2 separate regions of the Homo sapiens genome follow, and region 2 is linked to region 1. A link is an interaction called in ENCODE POLR2A ChIA-PET data of the cell type or tissue named here. Cell type or tissue: PC-9. All regions are shown on one strand. Each heading gives the region's core, and the rest is flanking DNA. Links, peaks and the distances in the headings are about the cores only.

What was found. Peaks named below come from ENCODE experiments on the same cell type or tissue, not always from the same donor. Only the 100,000 strongest peaks of a DNase experiment are listed, where the experiment ranks them.
Region 2: POLR2A ChIA-PET joins it to region 1 with 8 read pairs; 2 of 35 experiments call an interaction of 5 or more read pairs at or near these places.

Annotation. Positions count from the first base shown.
Region 1 is chr14:23,764,837-23,769,238 of GRCh38, reverse strand. It overlaps the pseudogene SUZ12P2. Among named protein-coding and RNA genes, the nearest start is that of DHRS2, 130 kb to the right of the region's middle. In PC-9, for the core only: no CTCF peak of the experiment used is centred there; no DNase peak of the experiment used is centred there.
Region 2 is chr14:23,828,154-23,832,555 of GRCh38, reverse strand. No RefSeq gene overlaps it. Among named protein-coding and RNA genes, the nearest start is that of LINC00596, 73 kb to the left of the region's middle. In PC-9, for the core only: no CTCF peak of the experiment used is centred there; a DNase peak (open chromatin) is centred at 2,265; H3K27ac peaks cover 1,712 bases.

The DNA.
Region 1 (4,402 bases), core at 238-4,237:
AATGTTTTGGTAGTAAAATATCTCAATAAGGTATCACCGACTGGTTGTGTACCCACATGCCATGGACATCAGCTTACACCAACAGTTCATGAAGGTTCTCCATAAGGCCTTAAGAGAGGCTTGCAACTTAAAAGAAATAGAAATTATCCTAAAGCCTTTATTTCTTGGAGTGCAATTTAAGCATTTGTCCAAAGCACAATATTTGCAATTTCTTTCAAGGCATTGTTGTTTATTCTGTTCTGAACCACTAGTGAAATGATCTGCTTCGGAAATTTCCTCTCCCAGTAATTTAACAATATCCATTTGTTGTTGCATTTTGCTTTCCACCAAAATCATCATCTGTTGGTGTATCAGATTCTCCTTTATTCTCAGTTTGGTTGCTTTGTCTACTGACATTGTAGTAATAAAATTCAGGTGATGCCTGTTGGCCAGCTGTTTAAAGTTTCTAAATAAATACTTCTTAGGCTTTGTCCCCAAATTTTTACAAACAGCTCTAAGAAATTATTTAATTTTTAGCAGTTTATCCGTGATTCATGACAAAAAGAGTCCATAATTCATCATTTCTTTGTTCTTCAAAATTCTGCAATTTTATTAGTGTTCTTAGCTATTTAGGATTCTTTTCTTCCTAACTGATGACTTCCATTTGTTAAGGATAGAGAGATAAATAGATTTTAGTGTAAAAATGCAAATGCTTATGTGCCTTGCTGTTTGTTTTACTCCTTTATCTTTGGATTCTGGAAATTCAAGTATTCTTGTCTGCACATGCAAGAAAATGTTTGTAGGTCATGGACATTTTCTTTGATGGTCCATTGTGACCAGAAGCAAATACTCTGGGCTGTCCTGCACCAGAACAAAGATCTCACTAGCTGATGGAAACATTCATTCCAGCAACTTTTGAATGATAAACCTAATTTTAGATTTACTAGGACTGAAATTTAAATTATTTGAGTAAATTAAAAAGCCTGCAGCAGTCCAGATACACAAACTCTATGGGATAACCTGCTGGCTGCTATCTTGTGTTATTATTACAAAGTAATCGGCTGGACATGGTGGCTCACACCTGTAATCCCAGCACTTTGGGAGGCCAAGGCGGATCACCTGAGTTCCGGAGTTCAAGACCAGCCTGGCCAACATGGTAAAACACTGCCTTTACTAAAAATACAAAAATTAGCTGGGCATGATGGCAGGCACTTGTAATCCCAGCTACTTGGGAGGCTGAGGCAGGAAATTGCTTGAGCCTGGGAGGTGGATGTTGCAATGAGCCAAGATGATGCCACTGCACTCCAGCCTGGGCAACAAGAGCAAGACTCCTAAAAACCTAAAAAAAAAAAAAAAAGTAACCACACCACCTCTTAAGAATTATTTAAAATATTCTTTCTTTTTCTTCACCTTTATAGACAGAAAAATCCCTTCAGTGTCAGGGCTCAACTTGGTTAATAGAATCTGGTTTCTTTCCTTTTTGTGAGAAAGATTCTTTGAATCTCTAGTAGGAAGTGCCCTATTCATCAGGGCTCTGGGTTGCCGTTTGGCATCCCCTATCCAGCTAAGGGAATTGCAATGTGGGTCCTTGAAAACATACTTCATAGAAGACAACCATTTCCCATAGTGTTTAGATGGTTTATGCTGTACTCCTGTAGAAATGGAAGACAGTTCAATAAAGAAGGAAAGGGCAACACAGAAAACTATGTTTCCTAAGGGCATATATATATTTTTTCATCAAATAATGTCATCTCTTACTAATAATTTTGTTTTCTTCTGTCTTGAAATTCTTAAGGGTATGATTTTTGTAGATCCTGGTGCATTCCAAATATATTGTTAACCCAAACCTCTCCTCTATATTTTAAATCCAAATAGCCAACTATCTACTGAAAAATTTACCTCAAAATCAACCTGACTAAAATGGAGCTTGATATTTTATTGTCAATTAACGATTTCTTATCTCAATCAGTGGCAACAGCATCCATCCATTTGCCCAAACCAGGAACTACAATATATAAAGCTCCACCTCCCTCACCCTCAATATCAAATTGGTTCCAAGAATTGCCCAATTGTATCTACCTTCTGCTCCCCCTACCCTGATTCAGATCCCAGCTATTTGGGGCCTGGGTTATGGCCTCTTAACTGTTCTCCCTGTCTGACATCTCACTCCTCTCAGTTCATCCTCCATGTTGCTGTCAGAATGATCTTTCTAAAATGCATATAATATTAAGTTTTTATCCTGCAAAAACTTTGCCATATTCATGGAGACTGTGGTGTGTGTGTCAGGCTCTGTGGTAATTTGCTGGAGCTAGAAAAATAAACATGACCCTGTGTTTGATAAACATGACCCTCAATTTCATAATCTGGTGAAGACAAACAGTTATAATACAATGATAAGTAATAATACTATGATATAAAAGATCCCTAGAGTCTTCCTTACAAATGAAGAGGGGCCACATGTGATAGAGGAAGGAGCACCTGATTCTGCCTTGGGAATCACAGAAGTTCACAGAGAAGATTGAAAGGAAGAGAAACTTGAAGCACTTTACACGGCATTGCCTCATATGAGGAGACTTCAAAAAGCTTGTGGAAAAAAAGGGATTAGAAGATTAAAATATATATATATCAAAAATTCCAAAAAAGATAACAATAAAAAATTAAAACTTTATTTCTTGACATAAGCTCCATCAGGTTCAAGACATTTTTTGTAAGCAATGATATCAGTCATGTAGTCCATCTCTAAAGAAGCAAAAGTCCTGGGAATTTAACCATGTCAATACAGTCTTTTACACTATCAGCTGAAGAAAAATTGATGCCCTTTAAAGATTTTAAGATTGGGAAACAAAAATAAGTCAGAAGGAGCCAAATCAGTACTGTAAGCTGGGTGCCTAATGATTTCCCATTGAAAGTCTTGCAAAATTGCCCTTGTTTGATGAGCGGAATAATCAGGAGCATTGTTATGTTGGAGAAGGACTCTGATGAAGCTTTCCTGGTTATTATTCTGCTAAAACTTGGCTAACTTTCTCAAAATACTCCCATAAAAAGCAGGTGTTATTGTTTTTTGGTCCTACACAAAGTCAACAAGCAAAATGCCTTGTGCATACCAAAAAATTGTTGCCATGACCTTTATTCTTGACTGGTCCACTTTTGCTTTGACTGGACCACTTCCTCCTCTTGGTAGCCATTGCTTTGATTGTGCTTTGTCTTCAAGACAGTACTAGGAAAGCCATGCTTCATCTCCTGTTACAATTCTTTGAATAAATGTCTCAGGATCTTGACCTCACTTGATCTCACTTGGATAATTTCCACTGAAAGTTCTGCTCTTATTTGTAGCTGATATGGGCACAACAGTTTTGGTACCTATCAAGTAGAAAGTTTGCTCAATTTTAACTTTTCAGTCAGAACTGTGTTAGCTGAACTGATTGAGATGCCTATAGTGTTGGCTATTTTTTCTACTGTTAATCATCAGTCTTCTTCAATTAGGGCATGAACAAGATTAATTTTTTCCTCACTAATTGATGTGGATGGTCTGCCACTGTGGCCTTCATTTTCAACATCCTCTTGCCTCTTCTTAAAACAGGTTATCCATTTGTAAACTGCTAATTTCCTTGAGGCATTTTCCCTATAAAGTTTTCATAAATTGTCATTCTTCCACACAAGCTTCACCATAAATTTGAGGTTTGTTTTTGCTTTAATTTTAACAGCATTCATGTTGCTCTGATGGGGGCTCTTCTCAAACTAATGTCTTATGTTTTTTAGTACCTCAAACTAGATCCGGTTAAGATATGTTAAAACAACTTAGTTTATTTTGGTACAAAAAATTTTTGAAATCTATGCATAGTGTTTTCATAATACTCATTTTCCATGAAATTTCTGAAGACCTCTCATATATCTCCATGAACCTAGGTCTCAGAAAGGGTGGGGGCCATGGGATGGGGTGAGTGAAGGATGTGAGGAGAGTGTGAAGTTGTGCCTCGGCCTTTGTGGGGAAAGGGAAGAGATGTTTACCAAGACACTTGAAAGGATTGTTGATCACTGTTGACAAGCAAGCTGATTTGGGTTCCAGGATTTCCAAATTAGAAGCACAGAAGGAAGTGGCAGAGCCATGAAGTCTTGGGCTAAGCCATTAGCGTTTCTGGGCTGAGCAGAAAAGCCTCAGATCTAATATTTGGGAGGCTTCAGGTGACAGAGAAGGGAGACAAAGTCCAGGCTCTAGGCAGTCATAGCATTACAGTCTTGCCATAACTTGAGCTGGGAAGGGCCATGGAAGCTTTGTTTCATCTCTGTATCTTATGAATAAGGGATGAGAATATAAGAGAGTTGGGCAAATTATCCCAGATATTCTGCAGTCAGGGATGAGAGTCCTAGCTCTGCTGTATGGCCTTGGGTGAGAGAGTTAATTTATCTATAAAACCGAATTAAT
Region 2 (4,402 bases), core at 89-4,088, 63 kb before region 1:
GAGCCTTCTCTTACCCTGGGCCCCACTCAAAACTGACAGCCTTCATAATCACCCAATAAATAGGTTGCAGCAGAATTTCCAAGAATGGTTTGCAATGTCCCCCAAACCTGAAGAGCACTACCAAATTTTCATTGTCTTTCAACTCTGAATGAAAGTCTCAATATGCCTCAAACCACTGGAATCCTAAAAACCACTCATGTGATGGGTTTCTGGATCTCTGTAGGATTTACCTCTCACCCTCTGAGGCACATATGTATTACTTAGACATTCAGAGTTCCTTTGACTTCTGCTCATCATGTCCAGTTAACATTATGTCGTCAATATAATGCACTAACATGAAATTCACATTTTAAGTACTCAGGTGCCCAAGCTGGAAAACTGGGCCTCGTTTTTAGCTCCTTTTGCTCCGAGGGTGACCAATTTCTCACGAAGGGCTGATAATTTTAACTAATAAAGTTAGATTTCCCAAATCTAACTTATTTTCTGCATCTATACTACTTCTGACTAGTTCAGGGCCTGGCTGGATACCTTCTACTGGCCCCTCCAGGCGCATGCTCCACTCTGTTCCATGCTCTTGGAGGCTGAGCTGTGTGGATGACATCTCACTTCCAGAAGGGTTTTGCTAATAGAGAACCCGATAGATCAGAGGAAAGGAGGGAAATGCGGTTGTGGTATTTATTCACATGGTTTCCTTCTGCAGGGGTGTCTCTGGCTTACTATGACACTTAACCAAAGGTCACAGCCCCTGACAGGCAGCCGTCTGTTTTTGTCCTTGTTGGGGTAACTCACTTCCTCCTCTTGCACTTTCAGGCCTGGATGGTATTAAAACCTCCCTGTGCCTGGCTCCAGTGCTGCACTATCTCTTGTGGTTACCCCATACTTTGCCTCTTAAATAGCCCCTTCATGAAACTCTCTTCAATTTACCCAATTTAAATATGCCATCTATTTCCTGACAGTATCTGATGGGCACAAGACCTTAGTATCTCTTGCTGCAAGAATCTCCTGGCTGCCACATCAAATAAGTGCACCTGCATATACACACATGCTAACGTTGTCTCTATATGGCAAAAATCTGACCATATCAATATCTGACCCCTTTGCATTTCTTATTAAATTTCAGTAACTCCCATTTGCCCTCTACGTAAAGTCTAAGCTTTTTGTTTTGGCATGCAATAACCACCACTATCCAGCCCTTGACCAATTCTATAGCTTCATCTCCAGCCACTCCCCATCTCATACTTGCTGTTCCAAGGATAACAAACTCTTGGTAGTTTCTCTCACTCTGCGCTGTTTTTCTCCCCCTTGCCCTTACACGTGCTAACTTCCTTGCTTGGTATGGCCTTCTATATTTCCAAACTCCTTACTCCATTCTCCTTCAAGAATAAGCCCTGAAAAATTTAAAAAAAAACAAGTCATGTATACTGTGGTCCCATTCATGCAAAATTGAACACATAGCTATTATATGACAATGGCTATTTGGAGAGGTGACTTAAAGAATGGCAAAATAATAATAATAGTTAACAGTGAAATATCAAATTTTTTCTTATGTTGGATAATTTTTGAGAAGGTAAGATAATGACTCCCATACAAATGTAAAATGAACAAGTGTCAACATTTAAAAAACTCATTAATTAATGAGGGGAACCACAAAGCCATTACAACTGATTCAAAGGTAAATTCAAAGAACCACACATATATAGGACAAAGGGAAGAGTAAAATAAGTTTGTTTAATAGATGCAAAGCTGATTTCCTCCAGTGTAGAAGGAAAATTGAATCTCCTCCAGATGAAATTTATATGCATCTATGGATAGATGCAAATATTTATTAGTTATCTAAAACTCTTGAGTTGTAAATAGCTCAAAGGCAATGTAAGATACAGAGACCCCACAGAATCAGGTCACCTAGAAGAGTAGCTAGATAACACCTAGTTTTTCACTGAAGATACCCAGAGTCCATTTCAAAGTCAGGTCTGTTTTAGAGTCTTTTGCAACTTTTCCCTCAACTTTCTTATACATTTTTACAAATATTTTACAAATATTTTAAAACCAATTTATAATGAACATATATCCTTTTTTAATTAAAAAAGCATGCCTCCTAAAAAACAAACAAATGCAATATTAGAAGCTCCTTTTCCTCAATTGACTTAGGTGTCACCTTTTCCAGATTATTTATCTAACCACTGCCACCCCAAGGTTAAGTTAGGCGCCATTCCTTCTCCTGTGCTCCCATAAAATTGTGTGACTCATATGTTCCTCCTACCACAATGTATTATAGTCATATTTTTCTGCAGGCCCAGCTCAGGCTGTGAGTGCTTTGAGTACCAAAATCATGAGTCATCTTTGTATTCTGGCCGCCCAGCCCATAGCAGGTTCCCAGTAGATGCTCACTGAATGAATGAAGAGACTAGGGCATGCATAGATTCTGTATATTTTGCCAAAATTATATATATATATATATATATATGACTGGGGCAGAGAAGGAGAGAGAGAGAGAGAGAGAAGGAGAGAGAGAGAGAGAGAGAAAGAGAGAGAGAGAGAGAGATGCTTAGCTTTTAAAAATAAACTGTTTGGAGTGACATTAACAAAATGTTGAGTAGGAAGAGAAGGAAACCCAACACTGTTTTGAATCCTTGGCTACAAGGGAGGTAGGGAACCATAATGAATGAGCAGGGATTGTAGGAGCCAAATTTCAGAGAAAAAAAGAATTGTGAATTTATCTTTAAAGTTTGCTTCAAAAGCATTTATCTGCTCTGATATTTACCTAAGATTTACTAAGGTTGAAGTACTTAAATAAGGGAATTGGGTTTATGTAAATAAGTTCATAGCTACAGATTTGTGAAGATTTGAACAGAGACTCAGTATTCTAAATATCAGGAAAGCACTAGTTCACAGTGTACACAATGCCTGATGCCCCCCAAAGCCTGAATACTTAAAAATCAAGAATGGGTACTTTACGATAAATGCTTTAAGACCAGAGCTGAACTGACACCACTGACTGCACAGGGGAAGGGTCTGACATGCAGTAACTAAGGAATTTGACCTGTAGGTCCAGTGAGGCCCCTAAGAAACCATTACATCACTGCAGCCAAATCTGCATTCATTCATTCATTCATTCATTCATTCAACAAATACCTATGAAGCCATTGCTAGGTGCCGGGCACCCTGCTAGAAGTGACAAATGTAACACGGTCACTTAGAGTTAGAAAGATGAATGTGAGGAGTAAGCACAGGAGGGCATCAGGTCACATGGAGGAGACAATGAATCAGCTTTGGGGTGTCAGGAAGACTCCCCTCATGTGCTGAAAATGAAGACAAGTCTAGAAGAAGAGGCTGAGGGATGAAAAGCAGGCAGAGCAGAGAGCACTGGGAGCAGGGAGTCAAATGTGTCTTGAAGCTTGAGGCTAGAGACTCATGGAGGACAAAATGATAAAACACATCACTCTTAAGCAGCTGTGGAACTTTAGGCACTTGATAGTTTACAAAGCCCTCTCACATCTTAATTTATTTGGGCCTCTCACAACAAACCTGTGAAGTAGATGTTCATTATCCTAGTGGTTCTCAATGAATAAATATTTATTGGATATGTTGACCTAAGAGAATGAAGCTGAGGCAAAATTAATACAAGCAGAGAGTTTATGTGGGCCAAGCCTGAGGATTGCAACCCAGGAGCATAGATTCAAGTTGCCCTGAATATACGCTCCAATTAGCAGAAGTTACAAGTGGATTTTTAAAGGCAAAAAATGGGGAAGGAAATGGACTGTTACAAAACTGTTTGTCAGAAATTCTCATTGGTTTACACAAAGAACATTGATTAGTGACTGGCTACACATTTATAAACTACAGAGTGTGTGTTATAGTGTCTGGTGTGGCATTATTAAGTTAATTTCCAGCTACTTGTGGCAATAGCAAGCAGTGTCAAGAGATGAATACTTAGCTCAAAGAGGGGAGTAGGGTGTGGGATTGTGGCCTCCTTTTAATGTCTCTCTGGGCCTAATAATTAAAAAGATTTGTATTCCTCAGATAAAAATTATTTCTTTTCTCAAACCTATGTGTGCATATGCCAGAATTTGATACCAGATAACAGAAGCCACTCAAGCTAATTTAAAGAGAAGAGATTTCACATATGAAATTCTGTGTTCATAAAATCACTGGAAAGGCTAAAGGAGCAGGCTCGAGGTTGATCTTCCGGGAGCTATTCCCAGACCCACCCAGTTCTAGCCCAAAACTGCTTATTGCTTACAAGAACTGCTTACTGGAACTGTGATTGCCTTTTTAGAGGCTCCCTCCTTGGACTGAGTTCAACAAGAGGAAGATCAAACAGAAACCACCATGTTTACTTAGACCTCTGACCCTGGGTTGGGCGGCCTCATGTCCCCCGTGGCTCCACTCTGCATGAGAAGCA